Linked DNA regions of Homo sapiens: regions 2 and 3 are each linked to region 1. A link is a loop called in an ENCODE intact Hi-C map of the cell type or tissue named here. Cell type or tissue: chondrocyte. All regions are shown on one strand.

Evidence for each region. Peaks named below come from ENCODE experiments on the same cell type or tissue, not always from the same donor. Only the 100,000 strongest peaks of a DNase experiment are listed, where the experiment ranks them.
Region 2: it touches region 1 in a loop (5-fold over the local background); 8 of 110 quality-filtered maps call a loop at or near these places.
Region 3: it touches region 1 in a loop (5-fold over the local background); 26 of 110 quality-filtered maps call a loop at or near these places.

What each region holds. Positions count from the first base shown.
Region 1 is chr19:47,708,945-47,716,944 of GRCh38, forward strand. EHD2 (EH domain containing 2) reads left to right here and starts at 4,478. Exons shown (of 6, transcript NM_014601.4): 1 at 4,478-4,594; 2 at 7,614-8,000. The coding sequence starts at 7,669. RefSeq lists a silencer at 4,355-4,454. In chondrocyte, a CTCF peak has its summit at 4,375 (motif pointing right); no DNase peak of the experiment used is centred here.
Region 2 is chr19:47,859,057-47,867,056 of GRCh38, forward strand. It overlaps TPRX2 (tetrapeptide repeat homeobox 2), which reads left to right and starts at 179. Exons shown (of 3, transcript NM_001397347.2): 1 at 179-215; 2 at 1,057-1,226; 3 at 1,746-2,665. The coding sequence starts at 191. The coding sequence ends at 2,456. LINC01595 (long intergenic non-protein coding RNA 1595) reads right to left here. Exons shown (of 4, transcript XR_936006.3): 2 at 6,215-6,399; 3 at 5,349-5,451; 4 at 4,234-4,970. RefSeq lists enhancers at 4,620-5,121, 5,122-5,621. In chondrocyte, CTCF peaks have their summits at 4,558 (motif pointing left) and 4,779; DNase peaks (open chromatin) are centred at 1,953 and 4,550.
Region 3 is chr19:47,292,152-47,300,151 of GRCh38, forward strand. No RefSeq gene overlaps it. Among named protein-coding and RNA genes, the nearest start is that of C5AR1, 14 kb to the right of the region's middle. In chondrocyte, a CTCF peak has its summit at 4,143 (motif pointing right); no DNase peak of the experiment used is centred here.

The sequences.
Region 1 (8,000 bases):
TCGGCCTCCCAAAGTGCTGGGATTACAAGTGTGAGCCACTTCGCCCAGCCTAAATGGCTGTTTCTTAACATCCTTGGATCACAAAACTCTCGGAGAGACTCTCCTGAAAGACCCCTCCTGATTACTCACAAGGACTCGTCCACAATTTCCACGGGCTCCGGGACTCAGTTCTGCAAGGCTGACTGCCTGCAGGCGAGCGGAAGAACAGAACAGCAGTGACCAACCTTTACTAAACAGGGAACCGCATGGGTTAGCATATCTGGTCCTCACAGCAGCCCCAGCGTGGGAACTAATAGGCCCAGCTTGCAGGTGAGGAAACTGAGGCCCCAAAGATGTAGTACATGGCAGACTGGGCTGTGAGCCAACCTGCCTCAATGCATTCATTAGAGAGAGCTGGCTGTGGGGCCAGTGAGCGATGAGTGTATACAATCGCTGAAAATATCCACAACTGGGCTGGGTGCGGTGGCTCATGCCTGTAATCCTAGCACTTTGGGAGGCCAAGGCGGGTGAATTGCCTGAGCTCAGGAGTTCAAGACCAGCCTGGGCAACATGGTGAAACCCCGTCTCTACTAAAAAATACAAAAAATTAGCCAGGCTTGTTGGTAGGCACCTGTGGTCCCAGCTACTGGGGAGGCTGAGGCATGAGAATCGCTTTAACCTGGGAGGCAGAGGTTGCAGGGAGCTGAGATCGCACCACTGCACTCCAGCCTGGGAAAGAGTGTGAGACTCTGTTTCCAAAAAAAAAAAAGAAAAAAGAAAAAAAAATCCACAACTGCAAACCGATGAACGCATCAGTGATTCCTCTGGGTGGCGGGGACCCAGGTCCTGCTGATGACGCTGTGCTTTGCTGCTAACATTTGTGGTTGACAGAAACTCTGAATTTTAGTGAAAACTCCAGCTGTCTTTTTCCCCCCACATCTAAGTTCACAGATCCTCCGGAATTTTTTTTTTTTTTTTTTTTTTTGAGACGGAGTCTCACTCTGTCGCCCAGGCTGGAGTGCAGTGGTGCGATCTCGGCTCACTGCAAGCTCCGCCTGCCGGGTTCACGCCATTCTCCTGCCTCAGCCCCCAGAGTAGCTGGGACTATAGGCGCCCACCACCACGCCCGGCTAATTTTTTTGTATTTTTAGTAGAGACAGGGTTTCACCGTGTTAGCCAGGATGGTCTCAATCTCCTGATCTTGTGATCCGCCCGCCTCGGCCTCCCAAAGTGCTGAGATTACGGGTGTGAGCCACCGCGCCCAGCCGATCCTCCAGAATGTTTTGCAACAGGTTGAGAAGCCCTGGGGTAGAAGTGAAACAAGACTCTCCCATCAGACAACTCTGGCTCAACTCCGAGTTCTTCCACACCTTGGCAGGCCAAACTCTACTTTCTTTTTTTTTGAGACAGGGTCTTCTTCTTTCACCCAGGCTGGAATGCAGTGGCGCGATCACAGCTCACTGCAGCCTCGGCCTCCTAGGCTCCAGTAATCCTCCCACCTCAGCCTCCCGAGTAGCTGGGACCACAGGTGTGCACCACCACACTCGGCTAATTTTTAGATTTTTTTTATCTTGCAGAGATGGGGTCTCACTATGTTGCCCAGGCTGGTCTTGAACTCCTAGCCTCAAGCAATCCCCTGCCCCAGCCTCCCAAAGTGCTGGGATTACAGGCATGAGCCACTGCACCCAGCTCTGAGACTTTACTTCCTTGTATTTCAACTTTCCCATCTGAGACATAGCAATAATAATAATAATAACAATAATAACAGGACTTGCCCTCCTGGGGGAAGGGAGATGATTTAGGTGATGCTTTTGGAACAGGGCCTGTCTCCTAGCAGTAACAACATTAACGTAAGTTATCATTAAGCTCCAGACCTTTTATATATTATATATATAATAGTAATATTATAGTAACATGTTATTGGCTGGGCCTGCTGGTGCATGCCTGTAATCCCAGCTACTCGAGAGGCTGAGGCACGAGAATCGCTTGAGCCCGGGAGGCAGAGGTTGCAGTGAGCCAAGATCGCGCCACTGCACTCCAGCCTGGGTGACAGAGCAAGAGTCTACCTCCAAAAAAAATAGAAAAAATAAATAAAATGTTATAATTATAATAATATAATATATAATATCAGTTTTATTGAGATATAATTCAGAAGCCATGCAATTCACCCATTTAAAGCATACAATTCAGTTGGGCATGGTGGCTCATGCCTATAATCCCAGCACTTTGGGAAGCTGAGGTGGGTAAATCACTTGACGTCAGAAGTTCGAGACCAGCCAGGCCAACATGGTGAAACCCCTTGTCTGCTAAAAACACAAAATTAGGCCGGGCGCAGTGGCTCATGCCTATAATCCCAGCACTTTGGGAGGCCGAGGCGGGCAGATCACGAGGTCAGGAGATCGAGACCATCTTGGCTAACATGGTGAAACCCTGTCTGTACTAAAAATACAAAAAATTAGCCGGGAATGGTGGTGGGCGCCGTAATCCCAGCTACTCGGGAGGCTGGGGCAGGAGAATGGCGTGAACCCGGGAGGCGGAGCTTGCAGTGAGCCGAGATCGTGCCACTGCACTCCAGCCTGTGCGACAGAGCGAGACTCTGACTCAAAAAAACAAAACAAAACAAAATTAGCCAAGTGTGGTGGCATGCACCTGTAATCCCAGCTACTGGGGAGATTGAGGGAGGAGAATAGTTTGAACCCAGGAGGCGGAGGTTGCAGTGAGCTGAGATCGTGCCACTGCACTCCAGCCTGGGCGATAGAGTAAGACTGTCTCAAAAACAAAAACAAAAACCAAAACCCCAAAACTCCTGTTTCTTGGAGATATGATGAGGGTTCGATGAGCTAATACATGCATGCAAAGAGCTCAGAGCGGTGCCTGCACATAGGAATGGCTCAGTCAACATTAGGGATTGTTTCTACAAATGTTTACTGAGCCCCTGCAGGGAGTTGGGCATTGTGCAAAGCCCTCACGGGGCTCATGTTCTCAGGGCAAAGACAGTCCCTTAGGCAGAGAAATGTGGAATATGCAGAGTGGTTGGGAGGGCTGTGGAGAAAAATAGGGCAGTGATAAGAGGTAGAGAGTGGGTTCTACCTTAGCCAGGGTGATCCTGGAGGACTTCTCTGAGGAGGTGACATTTGAGCAGGGACCTGAAGGAGGGGAGAGAGTGAGGCATTCAGATCCCTATGGGGAAAGTACTCCATGGAGAGGAGTCAGCAAGTGCAAAGGCCATGAACTTGGAGGGTTGGGGGTGTGTCTGAGGAATGGTGAGGAGGCCACGGCGGTTGGAGCCGCCTGAGGAAGGGGGACAGGGGAGATGTAGGTGGATCATGCTAGGCTTTGTGGGCCTTGGTGTGGACTTCGGCTTTTACTCTGAGAGAGAGGAGAGCCAGGGAGGGTTGTCAGCTGAGAAGTTTCATCAACTCCCTTAAGTTTTAATATTAATATTATATTTACTTATTTATTTGCGATGGATTCTCACTCTGTCACCCAGGCTGGAGTGCAGTGGCGTGATCTTGGCTCACTGCAACCTCTGCCTCCTGGGTTCCAGTGATTCTGGAACTTGGGAGCCTCAGCCTCCCAAGTAGCTAGGACTACAGGTGCGTGCCTGCATCCAGCTAATTTTTGTTTATTTATTTATTTTTGAGATGGAGTCTTGCTCTGTCCCCAGGCTGGAGTGCAGTGGCGCAATCACTGCAAGCTCCACCTCCCCTGTGTTTAAGTGATTCTCCTGCCTCAGCTTCCCAAATAGCTGGGACTACAGGCGCCCGCCACCACGCCCAGCTAATTTTTTTGTATTTTTAGTAGAGATGGGTTTGCACCATGTTGGCCAGGCTGGTCTTGAACTCCTGACCTCAAGTGATCCACCCGCCTCGGCCTCCCAAAGTGCTGGGATTACAGGCGTGAGCCACCGCGCCCCGTCCTATTATTTTTTTTAGAGGTGAGGTCTCGCTCTGTCACCCAGGCTGGAGTGCAGTGGCACAATCATAGCTCACTGCAGCCTTGACCTCCTGGGTTCAAGCTATCCTCCCACCTCAGCTTTCCAAGTTGCTGGGATCACAGGTGTGCACCCCTGTGCCTGGCTAAATTATTTTATTATTTATTATTATTTTTAATAGACATGGGGTCTCGCTATATTGTCCAGGCTGGTCTTGGACTCCTGGCCTCAAGCAATCTTCCCACCCTGGCCTTCCAAAGTGTTAGGGTTACAGGCGTGAGCCAGGGCGCCCGACCTGTTATTGTTACTATTATTGCTGCTGCTGTTGTGATTCCCGTGTTAAGAAGAGAGACAGACTGGGGAGCAGCCCAACGCTGGAGGTGGAGGCGGAATTCGAACCCCAGGCTGGACGCTGGAGCTCTCGCCCGCCGTGCTAAGGCGTCTTCCCCACTCCCCACAAGGGGGCGCCAGAGGCCGGGCGCCCGGTTTTGAGGGGGGCGCCTCGTCCCGCCCCTCCCTCCTGTCCTCCCTCCCGTCCTCCCCGCTCCGGGCCCCACCCGGCTCAGACGGCTCCGGACGGGACCGCGAGCACAGGCCGCTCCGCGGGCGCTTCGGATCCTCGCGGGACCCCACCCTCTCCCAGCCTGCCCAGCCCGCTGCAGCCGCCAGCGCGCCCCGTCGGTGAGTGCTCCCAGCACCGCAGCTGTCGCCTCCCGACCCCCGCCCAAGCCTGCCCTGGTTCCTCATGCCTGACCCCTGCTCCCTGCCACCCTGTCCCCAGTCTGTAACGGTCTCCCCAGGTGTCCCCCAGTCTTCACCAGTCCCCCCAGTCTGTAACCATGTCCCCCACTCTTCCCACTCCTCCCACTCTTCCTCCCACTCTTCCTCCAGTCTTTCGCAGCCTCTCACACTCCCCCAGTCTCCTCCATCCTCCCCCAACACCCCTCCCTATCCCCTGGGCTAGAAGAGATCCTCTCTGCAGGGTCTCCCTCCACGCCCTCATCCATATCAGCTAACTTGGTCCCTCCAGCCACTCAAGAGCCCCTCTCCTGCCTCACCAGCTCCATCGGCCACCGCTGATAGCATTCTCCCCAGCTCTCTCTCAGGGCCCTCCCTGCCTGGGACACCGCCCAGAGCCCTCTCCCTCTGCCCACATCCCAGATCCTGCCTCTCTTTTCCATTCTTGCCACTCCTTTACGAACTCCTTTTGCTTTTATCTCCCCTACTCCCTGGCCACCCCTTTTAAGTCTCATGATTTTATGGATTTTAGCATATTTGATTTGCAGTTATTTTGATGCTCAAATTGCCCCATGTTTGGCCACTGGGCACCCCTGCAAGCTGGGTCCTCTGTCCCTGTAACATGCCCTATCGGCCTTTGAGCACTTCCTCACCTTCTGACCCAGGCTCACTTGTTCTTCCCTGCCCCCGCCCTGGAATCCACCATTTCTCTAAGGAGTCCCAGGTTCTTTTAGTGGGGAATGGTATTTAGAGACTCCCATCTCACCAAAAGTTGATTCTTTGAAAAGATCAGTAAAATCATAAGCATCAACGGGGAGCAATCGTTTTTGTTTTTCTTTTTTAAAAAAAGCAAATACCCACACCTGTGGCTGATATCGGGAATGAAAGAGGGGACATCACTACAGATCCTACGGTGAATAAAAGGCTAGTAAGGGAAGATAGAGAACACAGTCTGGGTGCTGGAGGTGCTCATTGCTCCTGGGTTGGTCATGGCTAACCTCCCTAACTCAGATCTTTAGACCTATAATAGGATTGCAACCTCTGAGGTCAGGCTGCCTGTGTTTGAGTCCCAGCTTGAGCATTTTCCAGCTAAGTGATCTTGGGTAATTTATTGCTGTCTTCCTGAGCCTCCTTTGCCTTGTTAAAAAAGCAGAGATGAGCCGGCATGGTGGCACACACCTGTAATCCCAACAATTTGGGAGGCTGAGGTGGGTGGATCACCTGAGCTCAGGAGTTCGAGACCACCCAGGGCAACATGGTGAAACCCATCTCTACTAAAAATACAAAAAAAAATTAACTGGGTGTGGTGGTGCATGCCTCTAGTCCCAACTACTTGGGAGGCTGAGGCAGGAGAATCCCTTGAGCCCCAGAGGTGAAGGCTGCAGTGAGCTGAGATTGTATCACTGCACTCCAGCTTGGGCTACAGAGTGAGACTCCATCTCCAAATAAATAAATAAATAAATAAATAAATAAATAAATAAATAAAAAGAAAGAAAAGCAAAGCAAAGCAGGGATGATAATAGACCTACTTTACAGGGTTATAAATGTTAAGTGAGTTAGTACAGTACCTGGCATGCAGTGATCATAAATGTTGCATTATTTTTCTTGTTAACACCCAACAGCCCTCATGACCTGGGTGCACCCAGGCAACCTTCTCAGCTCCATTTCTCACCCCTCCTCTTTGTGCCCCTGTGTCTGGCCACCTACCCAGATGTTTCATGGCTCCCAGTACACCAGGACCTTTCACATCCCCAGACCTTTGCACGCACCGTCCTCTCTGCCTAAATCCCCTTGTCTTGCCTGCTCTTCATGGAGCAGCTCAAAAGTCAACCCTGCCCTGAGTCTTACTGGTGCTGTGGTCTGTTTCTCATGCCCTCCTCTGGATGTCTGGCATGTGTCTGGGTCCTTACTGGGGGCCCTGGGTGGGTAGGGGATGATCTCTGGCTCATTTCTGGGTCCACAGTGCCTGAAGCATGGAGTGAGTGATTTCAGTGAAAAGGTGTCAAATGATGGAAGGGAGAAGGGAGGAAGAAATGAATGAAGCGATTAAGGAATCCGTTTCTTCCAGGCAGCTTCTGCATCCTTCGCCTTGTCCATCTCTTGGTCTTCCACTACCACCATCAATCCCCCTTCTTCAACCATGTCACCATTAATCTTTCTCCTCCTTCAGCTGGTTCGCTACGATCTCCCTATTTTTTTTGAAATGGAGTGTCGCTCTGTCAAGTGCAGTGGCGGGATCTCGGCTCACTGCAACCTCTGCCTCCTGGGTTCAAGTGATTCTCCTGTCTCAGCCTCCCAAGTAGCTGGGACTACAGGTGGCCACCACCAGGCCTGGCTAATTTTTTGTATGTTTAGTAGAGACAGGATTGCACCATATTGGTCAGGCTGGTCTCAAACTCCTGACCTCAGGTGGTCCACCTGCCTCAGCCTCCCGAAGTGCTGGGATTACAGGCATGAGCCACTGTGCCTGGCCTTTTTTTTTTTTTTTTTTTTTGAGATGGGGTCTTACTCTGTAGCCCAGGCTGGAGTGCAGCGGCATGATCATAGCTCACTGCAGCCTGCAGCCTTGAACTCCTGAGCTCAAGCAATCCTCCTGCCTCAGCCTCCCAAAGTGCTAGGACTACAGGCATGCACCACCATGCCCAGCTAATTATTTTTTTTGTAGAGATGGGGGTCTCACTATTTTACCCAGGCTGGTCTTCAACTACTGACCTCAAGCAATCCTCCTACCTCAGCCTCCCAAAATACTAGGATTACAGGTGTGAGCCATCGCGCCTGGCCCAATTCCATTCTTCCTCCTGCCACCTGCCATCCATGCTCTGTGACCACATATTTGTGACCACAAATATCTGTGCTCCTCCTCCTCCTCCACCCATCCTGTCACCCAGACAGTCTACACTCAGACCCCTTTCTTCCTCCTTGGCTGGGCCGCCTATGCTCATGCCCTCTCCCCCTCCCACAGGCAGCTCTCCATCTGCACGTCTCTCCGTGAACCCCGTGAGCGGTGTGCAGCCACCATGTTCAGCTGGCTGAAGCGGGGCGGGGCACGGGGCCAGCAGCCCGAGGCCATCCGCACGGTGACCTCGGCCCTCAAGGAGCTGTACCGCACGAAGCTGCTGCCGCTGGAGGAGCACTACCGCTTTGGGGCCTTCCACTCGCCGGCCCTGGAGGACGCAGACTTCGACGGCAAGCCCATGGTGCTGGTGGCCGGCCAGTACAGCACGGGCAAGACCAGCTTCATCCAGTACCTGCTGGAGCAGGAGGTGCCCGGCTCCCGCGTGGGGCCTGAGCCCACCACCGACTGCTTTGTGGCCGTCATGCACGGGGACACTGAGGGCACCGTGCCCGG
Region 2 (8,000 bases), 150 kb after region 1:
GCAGGCAGTACCTGATCAGTGATGAGGGATTAATCCACCATTCAACTCCTCCAGGGGGCGGGACTGCAGGGCAGGGTGGGAAACGGAGGGTCCTGGCAGGGTGGGCCAGGGTGGGCACAGCAGAGAAGTGATTTAAGAGCCAAGCCCTTGTCAGTACACACTTGTGTTTGGGAACAGATCAGGACTCAGGATGCAAGACCCTGGTCATCTCCAAGGTGAGCAGGGACAGAGGTGTGAGGGGCCTGGGCTGATCCTGTGGCTGAGGCTGCAGAGTGCAAATCTGGGCAGCCAGAGAAGGGCTGGGCCTGTGCGGGCGGCTTCCTGTCCTGCAGACGGGGGAGAACTTAGTGGTGTCTGGGAAATGAAAAATCATGCAGCTGGGCGCAGAGTCTCACGCCTGTGATCCCAGCTCTTTGGGAAGCCAAGGTGGGAGGATCACTTGAGCCCGGGACTCTGAAACCAGCCGAGCCAACATAGTGGAGACCCGTCTTTAGCAAAAATACAAAAATTACCCAGGGGTCGTGGTGCACACCTGTGGTCCCAGCTACTCGGGAGACTAAGGCGGGGGGTTCCTTGAGCCCAGGAAGTGGAGGCTGACTTGAGCCGTGATCACATCACTGCACTCCAGCCTGGGTGACAGAGCGAGATCCCCTCCAAGAAAAAGAAAGAAGGAAAGAAATTAAACCATGCAGTTGAGTGGAGCAGAGGACTGGGCAGGTGGCGGCTCCCCTGCAAGTGTCAGGGTCCCTATAACCCTTGGATGGGAGGGGACGGGGCAGCTGGGGAGGGCTGAGCAGGCCTGAGGCAGCCCCGTCTGCTCCGAGGTGAGGCGCCTACGCTGCCTGCCTTCCCAGGAGCTGTTATCGCGCCCATTTCCTAGATGTGGACCCTGAGGCCCAGAGAGGTGCAAGGTCTGGTCTGGATACCAGGCTGCTATCCGCGGTGCCGCCCCAGCCCACACTGCCTGGGCTCCTGGCCTGGCGCAGGGGACGGGGTCCCTAGGGGGGCTGGGGGCTGCCTGGGGGTTTCTGTGACCTGTTTCCCTCCCACCCCCAGGCCCTCCCCTGGCCCTGGACCCTCCAAGGAGACAGCGGCAGGAGCGCACGGTCTACACTGAAAGCCAGCAGAAAGTGCTAGAATTTTACTTTCAGAAGGACCAGTACCCGAACTACGACCAGCGACTGAATCTGGCGGAGATGCTCAGCCTCAGGGAGCAACAGCTGCAGGTCTGACCCCCACCCCCACCCCGCCCGCCCCAGTCACCCCAAGGAGCCTCCCCACCGCTGTCACTCACCGGGGCCTGGCCCGCCCGACCACCTCCCGCCCTGCCACGCAAGGGGTCCCGCCAGTGTAGACCCGGGCTGCATCCTGAGTCCTGTTCCAACTCTATGCTAGCCCAAACTCGCCCACATGATCGGCCCAGGCTGTCCCCCACGGGGTCTCCCGGTGCCCGGACCTCAGGCACCCGTGAGAACCCGCGGTCCCTCCCCTGGAACCCTCCCTGGCCCCCCGGGCACCTGGGCGGCAGACCCGGCTCCTCCCCTCCCACCCCACCCTCCTCCCCCTACTTTCCCCTCCCTCTTCCCTCCCTTCTCCAGGCCTGGGAGCCGGGGGCCCTCATATGGTGGGTGCGGGGTGGGGGTGAACACCGGGAGAGTTTTGAGGCCGGCGCCGCCCCCGAGCGGCTCACCCGGGCCGCGCGAGTCCCTCCTTCACACCTTCTCCCTGTCCCCTCTGCCCCCCAGGTGTGGTTCAAGAATCGCCGCGCCAAACTAGCTCGGGAGCGGCGGCTCCAGCAGCAGCCCCAGCGCGTCCCTGGGCAGAGAGGCCGAGGAGCCCGCGCTGCGCCCCTAGTCCCTGTAGCCGCTGCCTCCTTCCCTGGGGGTCCTGAGTTCCCGCAGGGCAGGGGTTCCTGGATCTCCCCTCAGCCGGGCCCCTGGGGAGTCCTCCCAGCAGCAGAACCGAAGATCTACAGCCTCCCCCGGACCTGGGGTGGCCCTGAGTGTGGAACACAGGAGGGCCTCAAGGCTGTCCCGGCTCCAGGCCCTGGCCCAATCCCAGCCCCTATCCCAGGCCCAGCCCAGATCCCAGGCCCAGTCCCAGGCCCAGCCCCGAATTTAGGCCCAATGTCAGGCCCACTGTCAGTCTCGATCCCCGGTCCAATACCAGCCCCCATCTCTTGCCCAGGCCCAATCCCAGACCCAGTCCTAGGCCGAACCCTGATGCCAGGCCCAGGATCACTCCCAACCCCAGCCCCAGGCGCCTTGTGGCCTCAGAGCCCCTATGCCTCCAACTTGTCGCCAGACACCCAGTTATACCCTGACTTCACCAAGCTGCTCCCGCTCCTAGACCGGTTCGAGGAATCCTCACTCTCCACCACGACGTCTCAGTACAAAGAGGAGGATGGCTTCGTGGACAAAAATCACTCAGTCCCCAGGTCATTACTGGATTTATAGGGGGCCTGTGCCTGCAAAGTTCTTCAGATCCCAGAGGGCCTGGAGTGGCTGATCTACACTGCTGGTGACTTTCTGCAGTGAATGCATCACCCTTTACCCACCCTGCTGCAGGTGGACATTTGCTGTCTTCACTGTGCAGCCATCACAGGTGGCTCTGCTGTGAATGTGCCTGCCTGTCATTTGAATTGAGCCTGAGCGTTTCTCTGCTGAGACTGGAGTCGCTGCTCACTGGGATGTTTGGCATTAGTGGATGCCGCTTGAGAGCTTTGTTAAGGGCTTTTCCCAGCCCTCCTTCTGGTCAATGTCCTCCCCAACACTGAGGCTTGTGAGACTTTTTAATGTTTGTCGATCCAGTGACTTGTGGTTTTGTTGTGGTTGTAATATCCATTTCCCTGATGATTGAGAGATTGAGAAATTCTCATATGGGTATTAGGCATTTTCAAATAGTGACTATTTTTCGTTTTTTTTTTTGAATATTTTCTCATTTTTATTAAATAGTGACTATTCATGGTCTTTTTGGCCCATTTTTTGTAGTTGATTTCTTTACAAATGTTTATAATTTTTTTTTTTTGAGTCAAAGCCTTGCTCTGCCACCCAGGCTATCGTGCAGTGGCACGATCTTGGCTCACTGCGGCCTCTGCTTCCTGGGTTCAAGTGATTCTCTAGAGTCTCAGCCTCCTGAGTAGCTGGGACTACAGGTGCCCACCACCGTGCCTGGCTAATTGTTGTATTTTTAGTAGAGATGGGGTTTCATCATGTTGGCCAGGCTGGTCTTGAACTCCTGACCTCAAAGTGTTCCGCCTGCCTCAGCCTCCCAAAGTGCTGGGATTACAGGTGTGAGCCACTGTACCCGGCCACGATGTTTTAAAATAAAACTCCATTGGGAGTTAATATTCTGCGAGGATCTCCTATTATGTGGTTCGTCTTCTTGCTTTTGTTAAGTAGATCACTGTGCATAGCATTCAAAACATTCATCAGCAGATTCATTCTTCAGTAGAAGAAAAAACTCAATTTAAAAATCAGACTTGATGGACAAAAACTGTTATAAAAGTTTATTTTTTTTTTGAGACAGGGTCTCACTCTGTCATCCATGCTGGAGTGCAGTGGTGCCATCTTGGCTCACTGCAACCTCCGCCTCCCACGTTCAAGTGATTCTCCTACTTCAGCCTCCTGACTTGCTGGAACTACAGGTGTGGGCCACCACACCTGGCTAATTTTTGTATTTTTTGTAGAGACAAGGTTTCTCCATGTTGCCCAGACTTGAGCTTTCAAGTTTCTTCAAGAAAATTGTTGGAATTTTAATTGGAATGACATGAAATTTAGAAGTGTTTTTGGGAGAAATTGAAATTTTTACAAAGTCTAGTCGACCTAGTACTTATTTATATTCATTCAATCGGTGTTTTACAAAGGTTCTTCATGAAATGTTGTTATTGTTATTATTATTATTATTTTTCTGACAGAGTCTCGCTCTGTCGCCCAGGCTGGAGTGCAGTGGTGCAATCTTGGCTCACTGCAACCTCTACCTCCTGGGTTCAAGTGATTATCTTGCCCCGGCCTCCTGAGTAGCTGGGCTTACTGGGATTACAGTAGCACACCACCACGCCCGGCTAATTTTTGTATTTTTAGTAGAGATGGGGTTTCACCATGTTGGCCAGGCTGGTCTTGAACTCCTGACCTCAGGTGATCCACCCCCGTCGGCCTCCCAAAGTGCTGAGATTACAGGCGCGAGCCACCGTGCCTGGCTGAAATGTTATTATTTAATCACAGAGCTCTTGCATGCATCTTTCTGTAGATTTATTTCTTGCACTTCATTTTTATTATTGTCTGATATTTTACATGGTATTTTAAATTTCTTATTTTAAAAAAATGTTTGTCTTGCACATAGAATTCAGTTGATCTGTTTATTTTGTTTCCAGGAACCTAGTTCAATTCTTTTGAATTCTCATAACTTAGCTGGACATTGTAAATTTAAAAATGAATAAAACTTCATGGTTACTTTGTGGACATTGATTGCTGCTAAGCCGACGAGTGCCTCTCCTCAGCACTCCACACCCCTCTCCGCGTCTCGCTTCCTCTGCCGCCCCCTAGTGGCCATCCTGGCCCTGGGTCTCCCCACAGCGGGTTCTCTGACCCTGCCTGTCCTGGTCCCGTTTAGCAAATGCTCTAATCCTCTTAGGCCAGGCCAGCCTCAGCAAAGCAGAGAGAGAATTAGATCAGATGTTGGGGGAAGGGAGGACGGCTGTGCGTGTGTGCGGGGGACAGACTTCCAGGATGTAATGAAAGCTCCTCCTTATCTAGCCGACCCTGGTAGTAAAATACACACAAAAACACCGGAACTTCACACCAGTCAGACTCTGACAGTGTGGGAAGAGTAGGGAGGAATCTAATCCATCTATTGTAGGCGAGGGAGCCCCTGTGGACATTCTGGGGGCATGGGGGAGAGGTGGTCCAGTCTGACTGTAGATTCAGAATCACATCCTGGGCCTAGGGGAGGGACGGTGGTGCTCCAGGGCCCTGCAGGCATATCAATGAATGGAAAATGGATTAGTTTATTAATGAAGATGGAATTTGCATGTGCCCTGATTAGCTGAATAGAAAGTGAATGGATTAAGTAGAACAGAATTCCTCTCTTTTTCATCTCCTCAATTCTTCTTTTTTTTGGATACAGGATTTCACTCTGTCACCCAGGCTGGAGTTCAGTGACGCGATGTCAGCTCACTGCAACCTCTGCCTCCCCGGTTCAAGCGATTCTCCTGCCCCAGCCTCCCGAGGAGCTGGGATTACAGGTGCCCGCCACCACGCCCGGCTAATTTTTATATTTTTAGTAGAGATGGGGTTTCACTATGTTTGCCAGGCTGGTCTGGAACTCCTGACCTCAGGTGATCCACCTACCTCGGCCTCCCAAAGTGCTGGGATTACAAGCATGAGTCACCAGGCCGGGCCACGGATTAGTTTGTTAATGAATGAAGATGGAGTTTGCACATGCCCTGATTAGCTGAACAGAAAGTGAATGGATTAAGTAGAACAGAATTCCTCTCTTTTTAATCTCCTCAATTCTTCTTGTTTTTGGAGACAGGGTCTCGCTCTGTTGCCCAGGCTGGACTGCAGTGATGCAATCTCGGCTCACTGCAACCTCCACCTCCCAGGTTCAGGCTATTTTCCTGCCTTACCCTCCCTAGTAGCTGGGATTATAGGGGCTAGCCACCACGCCCAGCTAATTTTTGTATTTTTAGTAGAGATGGGGTTTTACCATGTTGGCCAGGCTGGTCTTGAACTCCTGACCTCAGATGATCCACCCACCTCAGCCTCCCAAAGTGTTGGGATTACAGGCATGAGCCACTGCTCCTGGCCTCAATTCTTTTTTTTTTTTTTTTTTTTGGAGACAGGGTTTTGCTCTGTCACCCAGGCTGGAGTGCAGTGGTGTGATCTCGGTTCACTGCAACCTCCGCCTCCCAGTTTCAAGCAATTCTCCCACCTCAGCCTCCTGAGTAGCTGGGACTACAGGTGCATGCCACTGTGCCTGGCTATTTTTTTTTTTTTTTTTTTGATAAAGACAGGGTTTCTCCATGTTGCTGAAGCTGGTCTCGAACTCCTGAGCTCAGGCAATCCTCCAGCCCATGTCTCCCAAAGTGCTGGGACCACAGGCAGGAGCCACTGCCCCCGGCTATATCTTCTCCATTCAATTTCCCTCCTTTTTCACCCAAGCAAGCAGCCCCCTTCACTCCCTTTGGAAACCGAAAATTCCAAGGGAATTTTACCATCTCCTAGGAAGCTCTCCCGCCTCTCCTCATCATCCCAGGCTGTGTTCTGGGCATCCCCAAGGGAAGCATCTGGACTTCTCACTGGACCAAGGAAGAGGGGACGAGGTGACGTTCAGAAGGCGGGCCTTCGAAATTCCCCATGTCTGTCTTGGCAAGAGCAAGAATTTCTCTTGTTTTCCTGCCTGTAGCCAAAAAGCATAACAAGAAAGGATTCAGGGTACGTATGAGAACAGTTCATTGTACCTTCGACAAATGGGTCAAGTTCAAGCTAATACTGCCCTGCATGCTCCGGGATGGAGATGGAGGCAGTGCAGGTAGAAATGTCATTGTCTTGTAAGGATCAGAGAGAGGGGGAAAAGGGCCAATTTTTTTTTTTTTTGTAGAGGGAGTCTCACTCTGTCTCCCAGGCTGGAGTGCAGTGGCTCGATCTTGGCTCACTGCAACCTCTGCCTCCCGGATTCAAGCGATTCCCCTGCATCAGCCTCCTGAGTAGCTGGGACTACAGGCGCCTGCCACCACCAAACCCAGCTAATTTTTTTATTTTTATTTTTATTTTTTGAGATGGAGTCTCGCTCTGTCACCCAGGCTGGAGTGAAGTGGCGTAATCTCGGCTCACTGCAACCTCCACCTCCCGGGTTCACGCCATTCTCCTGTCTCAGCCTCCCTAGTAGCTGGGACTACAGGCGCCCGCCACCACGCCCGCTAATTTTTTGTATTTTTAGTAGAGACGGGGTTTCACCGTGTTAGCCAGGATGGTCACGATCTCCTGACCTTGTGATCCACCCGCCTCAGCCTCCCAAAGTGCTGGGATTACAGGCATAAGCCACCAAGCCTGGCATTTTTGTATATTTTGTAGAGACAGGGTTTCACCATGTTTTCCAGGCTGGTTTTGAACTCCTGATCTCATGTGATCCTCCTGCCTCAGCCTCTCAAAGTGCTGGGATTACAAAGTGTGTGAGCCACTGTGCCAGGCCAGAACCTCTTGCTTTAACACCCTGCTTCATCCTAGGTCTCTGGATCTAGTTTCTGATTTTCTTTTTTTTTTTTCGAGATGGAGTTTTGCTCTTTTTGCCCAGGCTGGAGTGCAATGGCACGGTCTAGGCTCACTGCAGCCTCCACCTCCTGGGTTGAAGTGATTCTCCTGCCTCAGCCTCCCGAGTAGCTTGGATTACAGGCGCCTGCCACCACGCCCAGCTCATTTTTTTTTTTTGTAATTTTAGTAGAGCAGGGTTTCACCATGTTGGCCAGACTGGTCTCGAACTCCTGACCTCACCTGACCTCAGGTGATTTGCCCGCCTCGGCCTCCCAAAGTAGTGGGATTACAGGCGTGAGCCACCGCACCTGGCCTGATTTTTTTCTTTTTTTCTTTTTTTGAGATGGGGTCTCACTCTGTCACCCAGGCTGGTGTACAGTGGTGTGATCATAGCTCACTGCAACCCTGAACTCTTAGGCTCAAGCAGTCTTCTCATCCCAGCCTCCCTAGTGGCTGTGCCTACAGCCATGTGCCACCAAGCCAGGCTAATTTTTAATTTTTTTCCTGTAGAGATGGGGTCTTGCTATGTTGCCTGGGTTGGTCTCGAACTCCTGGGCTCAAGCTATCCTCCCATCTAGCTTCCTAAAGCATTGGGATTACAGGTTTGAGCCACAGCACCTGGCCTGCCCCATCTCTTAAAAAAAAAAAAAAATAGTGAGGTTGGTGGGGTGGGGCACCAGTATGTTTTAAAGCTCTGAGGCAATTCCAGTGTGCAAAGCTTGAGTACTGCTGTTCTCAGTCAAATCCCTG
Region 3 (8,000 bases), 420 kb before region 1:
AGGCGCCCACTACCACGCCCAGGTAATTTTTTGTATTTTTAGTAGAGACAAGGTTTCACCATGTTAGCCAGGATGATCTCCATCTCCTAACCTCGTGATCCGCCTGTCTCGGCCTCCCAAAGTGTTGGGATTACAGGCGTGAGCCACCGCGCCAGGCTGAAGTGCAGTGGTGTGAACATAGCTCACTGCAGCCTCGATCTCCTGGACTCAAGCAATCCTCCCACCTCAGCCTCCCCAGTAGTTGGTACTACAGGTGTGCACCACCACATCCAGCTAATTTTTTGATTTTTTTATAGAGATGGGCTTTCGCTGTGTTGCCCAGGCTAATTTTGAGCTCCTGGGCTCAAGCGATCTTCCCGTGTCAGCCTCCTAAAGTGCTGGGATTACAGGCCTGAACCACCAAGCCTGGCCTCATTTATTCATTTTTAAAGCCCTGTCTATTCTGCCCTCTGATACACCATCCAACACATAATTATTTCAATAATTGAGTTTTTCATATCCCTCATCTCCCGTTAGCTTCTGCTTCATAACCTCCTCTTCTCGCTTCGACTTGCCATTATCCTCCGTCATTTCTCTGAGGATGTTTGTTATGTGTAGTTTACATGCCTTATTAGCTCTACTTCATTGGGAATAGTTTCTTCCAAGCCCAACTGAGATATTTGGGCCTCCTGGGTATGCTGGCAATTATATGCCTCAGAAAAGGTAACAATTCACTGCTTCTTAAGACTATGGTAGTTTATGGCCAGGCGCAGCAGCTCACGCCTGTAATCCCAACACTTAGGAAGGCCAAGGCGGGCAGATTGCTTGAGCCCAGGAGTTCAAGACCAGACTGGGCAGCATGGTGAAATCTAGTCTCTACCAATAACAACCAAACACGCAAAAAATCCAAAAAACAAAACTGATAATTTTGAGGGTTTTTTTTTTTTGAGCATTGATTTAGAGGTGAAGTAGAGAAACCAATTTGTTTTCTTTTTTCTTTTTTTTTTTTGAGACACGGTCTAGCTGTGTCACTCAGGCTGGAGTGCAGTGGTGCAGTCTCGGCTCACTGCAACCTCTGGCTCCTGGGTTCAGGCAATTCTCCTGTCTCAGTCTCCTGAGTAGCTGGGACTACAGGCTCGTGCCACCACGCCTGGCTAATTTTTGTATTTTTAGTAGAGACGGGGTTTCACCGTGTTGCCCAGGGTGGTCTCGAACTGCTGTCCTCAAGTGATCTGCCTGCCTTGGTCTCCCAAAGTGCTGGGATTACAGGCATGAGCCACCGGGCCTAGCCCTCTCCTCTCGGTTTTCTCTGGCACCATGGAACCTACTTGGACCCCAGGTGCACCCCAAAAGTGTGGGGATGTGTAATGTCTTCCTTTGTAACGCCCCTGGGAAGCTCTTCCCTAAAGGCCAGGCGAGTTTGCTGCATCAATGCCCCAGCCACTTCCTCCTTCATTTTTATTTTATTTATTTTTAAATTGCCTTTATAATAATGGCAAAAGCTGGCTGGATGCAGTGGCTCACGCCTATAATCCCAGCACTTTGGGAGGCCGAGGCAGGTGGATCACCTGAGGTCAGGAGTTTGAGACCAGCCTGGCCAACATGGTGAAACCCCATCTCTACTAAAAACACAAAAAATTAGCCAGGTGTGGTGGCTCAGGGCTGAATCCCAGCCACTCAGGAGGCTGAGGCAGGAGAATCGCTTGAACCTGGGAGGCGGAAGTTGCAGTGAGCTGAGATTGTGCCACTGCACTCCAGCCTGGGCAACAAGAGCGAAACTTCATCTCAAGAAAAAAATGCAAAAGCTTTTCATTTTGATGAAGTCCAATTGGCCAGCCTACATTTAAAAAAAAATTTGAATTTTCATTTTTTTTATTTTTTAGAGACATGGTCTCACTCTAACCCAGGCTGGAGTGCAGTGGTGTGATCATAGCTCACTGTAGCCTCCATCTCCTGAGCTCAAGAGATCTTCCTCTTTTTTTTTTTTTTTTTTTTTTTGAGACAGAGTCTTGCTCTGTCACCAGGCCAGAGTGCAGTGGCATGATCTTGGCTCGTGGCCCACTGCAACCTCTGCCTCCCTGGTTCAAGCGATTTTCTTGCCTTAGCCTCTCGAGTAGCTGGGACTACAGGCGTGCACCACCATGCCCAGCTCTTTTTTTCATTTTTAGTAGAGACGGGGTTTCACCATGTTGGCCAGGACGGGGTTTCACCATGTTGGCCAGGATGGTATCGATTTCCTGACCTCGTGATCCTCCTACCTTGGCCTCCCAAAGTGTTGGGATTACAGGTGTGAGCCACCGCCCTGGCCTCTGTTTTTTTGAGACAGAGTCTTGTTCTGTCACCCAGACTGGAGTGCGGTGGTGAGATCTCGGCTCTGCAGCCTCTGTCTCCCAGGTTCAAGCAATCCTCCTGCCTCAGCCTTGTGAGTAGCTGGGATTACAGGTGTGTGCCACCAGGCTCGGCTGATTTCTTTGTATTAGTAGTAGAGACAGGGTTTCACGGTGTTGGCCAGGCTGGTCTTGAACTCCTGACCTCAAGGGATCTACCTGCCTCGGCCTCCCAAAGTGCTGGGATTACAGGTGTGAGCCACCGTGCCCGGCTCATGATCCTCCTTCCTCAGCCTCCCGAATAGCTGGAACTACAGGCACAAGCCCCATGTCTGGCTAATGAAAAACAAATTTTTTTTGAGAGATGGGATCTCACTATGTTGCCCAGACTGATCATGAACTCCTGGCCTCAGGCATTCCTCCTATCTTGGCCTCCCAAAGTGCTGGGATCACAGGCTTGAGCCACCACGCCGGCCCACTCCTCATCCTTCAGTGGGAAGATTCGGAGGTATTTTCTGCTTGGTTTCTCAGAGCATCCCCAGCCGTATTGAGCCCCGGTTTCCCCCAGCTGTGACGCACTGATCAGCACGCGCTTATTGGCTTTTCTCTCATTTCTTTCTTATTTTTTTTTTTTTGAGATGGAGTCTTACTCTGTCGCCCAGGCTGGAGTGCAGTGGTGTGTTCTTGGGTCAGTGCAACTTCCGCCTCCCGGGTTTAAGAGATTCTCCTGCCTCAGCCTCCCAAGTAGCTGGGATTACAGGCGCCCGCCAGCATACTTGGCTAATTGTTGTATTTTTAGTAGAGACAGGGTTTCACCATGTTGGTCAGGCTGGTCTCGAGCTCCTGGCCTCAGGTGATCTGCCTGCCTTGGCCTCCCAAAGTGCTGGGATTACAGGTGTGAGCCACTGCGCCTGGCCTTGTTTCTGACTTGGTTCTCTAACTCACTCCTGCTTCCTGGGATCACCTCCCAAATAAACTGCCATCACCCAAGTCATTGTCTCAGAATCTGCGTTTGGGGAACCCAAGCAAATCTGCCACTCTTCTGTAGATGTTGATGTAGTTTCATATGTATTTCTTTGCCCACAAGACCTTGTTACCTTCTTGGAGGGCTTATTAAAATGGAGAAAATTGCCAGGTGCAATGGCTCATGACTGTAATCCTAGCACTTTGGGAGGCTCAGACAGGCGGATCACTTGCGGTCAGGAATTCTAGACCACCCTGGGCAACATGGCAAAACCCTGTCTCTACTAAAAATACAAAAATTAGCCAGGCATGGTGGCACACGCCTGTAAACCCAGCTACTCGGGAGGCTGAGGCAGGAGAGTCGTTTGAATCCGGGAGGTGGAGGCTGCAGTGAGCCGAGATTGCACCACTGCACTCCAGCCTGGGTGACAGAGCAAGACTCTGTCTAGAAAAAAAAAAAAAGAATACAAATTGCTTATTTCCAAGAAAACATCTCTGCCGTGCTTTCAGATTTTCAGCTGATTACAAATCACGCACCCATGATCAAATCCAACAAGAGATAGACCCCCTGCCATAAAGGAAGAAGGCTGGCTGGGTGTAGTGGCTTATGACTGCAATCCCAGTGCTTTGGGAGGCTGAGGCAGGAGGATCTCCGAGGCCAGCAGTTCAAGACCAGCTTGAGCAATATAGCGAGACACCCCCTCATCTCTCCAATAATAATAAAAAAAATCAGCCAGGCATGGTGGCGCGTGCCTGTAGTCCAATCTACTCGGGAGGCTGAAGTGGGAAGATTGCTCCAGGAGTTCGAGTCTGCAGTTGGCTGAGATCTCGCCACTGCACTCCAGCCAGGGCGGTAGAGCCAAACCTTGTCTCAATAAAATCTCCACAAGGGGGCGCCATCTACATGATGATAGCAGGAAGGGAACCGGCCAGTGTCTCCTGGTGACGTACTCATTCAGCGCTTCTTATACCTTAAAGGTGACCAGGAATCACCTGGGGGTCTTGTTAAAATGCAGGTTCTAATTCAGCAGGGCTGGAGCAGGACCACAGCTCTTGCATTTCCCTCCCTCCTTCCTTCCTTCCTCCCTCCCTCCCTCCCTTCCTCCCTCCCTCCCTCCCTTCCTTCTCTTTCTTCTTTCTTTCCTTCTCTCTCTCTCTCTCTTTTTTTTTTTTTGACAGAGTCTCGCTCTGTCACCCAAGCTGGAGTGCAGTGGTGTGATCTCGGCTCACTGCAGCCTTCACCTCCTGGGTTCAAGCAGTTCTCCTGCCTCAGCCTTCCGAGTAGATGGTGTCAGGCCTCTGAGCCCAAGCTAAGCCATCATATCCCCTGTGATCTGCACGTATACATCCAGATGGCCTGAAGTAACTGAATAATCACAAAAGGAGTGAAAATGGCCTGTTCCTGCCTTAACTGATGACATTCCACCACAAAAGAAGTGAAAATGGCCAGTCCCTGCCTTAACTGATGACATTACCTCGTGAAATTCCTTCTCCTGGCTCATCCTGGCTCAAAAGCTCCACCACTGAGCACCTTGTGACCCCCCACCCCTGCCAGCCAGAGAACAACCCCCTCTGACTGTAATTTTCCTTTACCTACCCAAATCCTATAAAACAGCTCCACCCCATCTCCCTTCGCTGACTCCCTTTTTGGACTCAGCCCTCCTGCACCCAGGTGATTAAAAGCTTTATTGCTCACACAAAGCCTGTTTGGTGGTGTCTTCACACGGACGCGAGTGAAAGATGGGATCACAGGCCCCCACCACCACGCCCAGGTAATTTTTTGTATTTTTAGTAGAGACAGGGTTTCACTATGTTGGTCAGGCTGGTCTCGAACTCCTGGCCTCAGGCAGTCTACCTGCCTTGGCCTCCCAAAGTGCTGGATTACAGGCGTGAGCCACTGCGCCCCGCCAAGATCTTGCATTTCTAACATGTCCAGGAAGCTTGATGATGCGGATCGAGAAAACACACTTTGGTAGCGAGGGGGCTATGGCCTTAAAGTTGGGTAACTGAAGGGGACTCCCCACCTGGACCCGTTTGCCCTGTTCCTCAAGCCAGCTCAGGTTAGCATCTTCATTATTTTATTATTTGTATTTTTTTTGAGACAGAGTCTTGTTTTGTCACTCAGGCTGCAGTACAGTGGTGCAATCTCTGCTCACTGCAGCCTCCACCTCCCGGGTTGAAGTGATTCTCCTGCCTCAGCTTCCTAAATAGCTGGGATTACAGGCACCCGCCACCACTCCCAGCTAATTTTTGTATTTTTAGTAAAGATGGAGTTTAGCCATGTTGGCCAGGCTGGTCTTGAACTCCTGACCTCAAGTGATCTCCCCACCTCAGCCTCCCAAAGTGTTGAGATTACAAGCATGTGCCACCATGCCCATCTAATTTTTTTTTTTTTTTTTTTTTTTTTTTTTTTTTTGAGACGGAGTCTTGCTCTGTTGCCCAGGCTAGAGTGCAGAGGTGCGATCTTAGCTCACTGCAAGTTCTGCCTCCCAGGTTCATGCCATTCTCCTGCCTCAGCCTCCCGAGTAGCTGGGACTACAGGCACCCGCCACCATGCCCGGCTAATTTTTTTGTATTTTTAGTAGAGATGGGGTTTCACCATATGAGCCGGGATGGTCTCGATCTCCTGACCTCGTGATCTGCCCGCCTCAGCCTCCCAAAGTGCTGGGATTAAGGTGTGAGCCACTGTGCCCGGCCAATTTTTGTATTTTTAATCAAGACAGGGTTTCGCCATGTTGGCCAGGCTGGTCTCAAACTCAAGGCCTCGAGCAATCCTCCTACCTCGGCCTTCAAAGTGCTGAGATTATAGGTGTGAGTCCCTGCATCTGGTTCTAACTGTATTTTTGTACCCATTAACCCATTTTTCTTTATGTCTCCCTCCCACCTTCCCTTCTCAGCCTCAGGTAAGCAACATTCGACTCGAATCACACTCTTAAACACTTACAACTTTAGAATTAGAGAATTCTAGAATTTTCAGTGTAATAATATCAGCTTCCATTCTGTATTTTTTTTTTTTTTTAGTTGTTTTAGAGACACAGTCTTACTCTGTTGCCCAGGCTGGAGTGCAGTGGCACAATCACAGCTCACTGCAGCTGGTCGGATAACTCCTGGGCTCAAGTGATTCTTCCACCTCGGCCTCCTGAGTAGCTGGGACTACAGGTGTGTGCTACTGTGCCTGGCTAATTTAAAACAATTTTTTTTTTGAGACGGAGTCTTGCTCTGTTGCCCAGGTTGGAGTGCAGCGGTGCAATCTCGGCTCACTGCAAGCTCCGCCTCCTGGATTCATGCCATTCTCCTGCCTCAGCCTCCCGAGTAGCTGGGACCACAGGCGCCCACCACCACGCCCGGCTAATTTTTTGTATTTTTAGTAGAGACGGGGTTTCACCGCGTTAGTCAGGATGGTCTCGATCTTCTGACCTCATGATCCGCCCACCTCGGCCTCCCAAAGTGTTGGGATTATAGGCGTGAGCCACCGCGCCTGGCCAAAAACAATTTTTTTCTGTAGAAATGGGGTCATGCTATGTTGGCCTGGCTGGTCTCGAACTCCTGAGCTCAGTGATCCTCCCACCTCAGCCTCCCAAAGTGCTGGGATTACAGGTATGAACCACCACGCCTGGCCTCCATTCTGCATTCTGTGAGCTTGCACGTCTCATCTCCACCTACTTTGTTGGTTATGAAGGCTTAGAAGAGCCCCTGGTCCTGAGCAAGCACTATGATTATTACTATTATTTTAAAATTATTATTATTATTTTTGAGATGGAGTTTCGCTCTGTTCGCCCAGGCTGGAGTGCAATGGCGACATCTCGGCTCATTGCAACCTCTGCCTCCTGGGCTCAAGTGATTCGCCTGCCCCAGCCTCCCCAGTAGCTGGGATTACAGGTGCGTGACACCATGCTTGGCTGATTTGTGTATTTTATTTATTTATTTATTTTGAGACGGAGTCTTGCTCTGTCGCCCAGGCTGGAGTGCAGTGGCATGATCTTGACTCACTGCAACCTCCGCCTCCCAGGTTCAAGCAATTCTCCTGCCTCATCCTCCCGAGTAGCTATGATTATAGGCACATGCCGCCACGCTTGGCTAATTTTTGTATTTTCAGTACAGATGGGGTTTTACCATGTTGGACAGGCTGGTCTCGAACTCCTGACCTCGTGATCTGCCTGCCTTGGCCTCCCAAAGTGCTGGGATTACAGGCGAGTGACATCATGCCTGGCTAAATTGTGTATTTTATTTATTTATTTTTTTTGAGATGGAGTCTTGCTCTGTCACCCAGGCTGGAGTGCAGTGGCATGGTCTCAGCTCACTGCAACCTCTGCCTCCTGGGTTCAAGTGGTTCTCCTACCTCAGCCTCCTGAGTAGCTGGGACTACAGGCGTGTGTGACCACACCCGGCTAATTTCTGTATTTTTAGAAGAGACGGGGTTTCACTATGTTGGCTGCGCTGGTCTCGAACTCCTGATCTCGTGATCCGCCCGCCTCGGCCTCCCAAAGTCCTGGGATTACAGGCATGACCCACCAGGCCCAGCCACCCGGCCCTATTTTTATTATTATTGCTGGTGCTGATGTTTTCTGCCCGCCTTTGAGATGCCCTCAGCTTGGCGCATCCTCCAGCTTCCTCCTGCCTGTATCCCTCCCCCGGTGCTTATTGCGGCCTCTGGGCCTTACTCAGACCCCCCGTGGTGCTAGAGTTTCTGGTAAGTTGGTCAGGCCAGGGTCGGATAACTGCATGGGCACA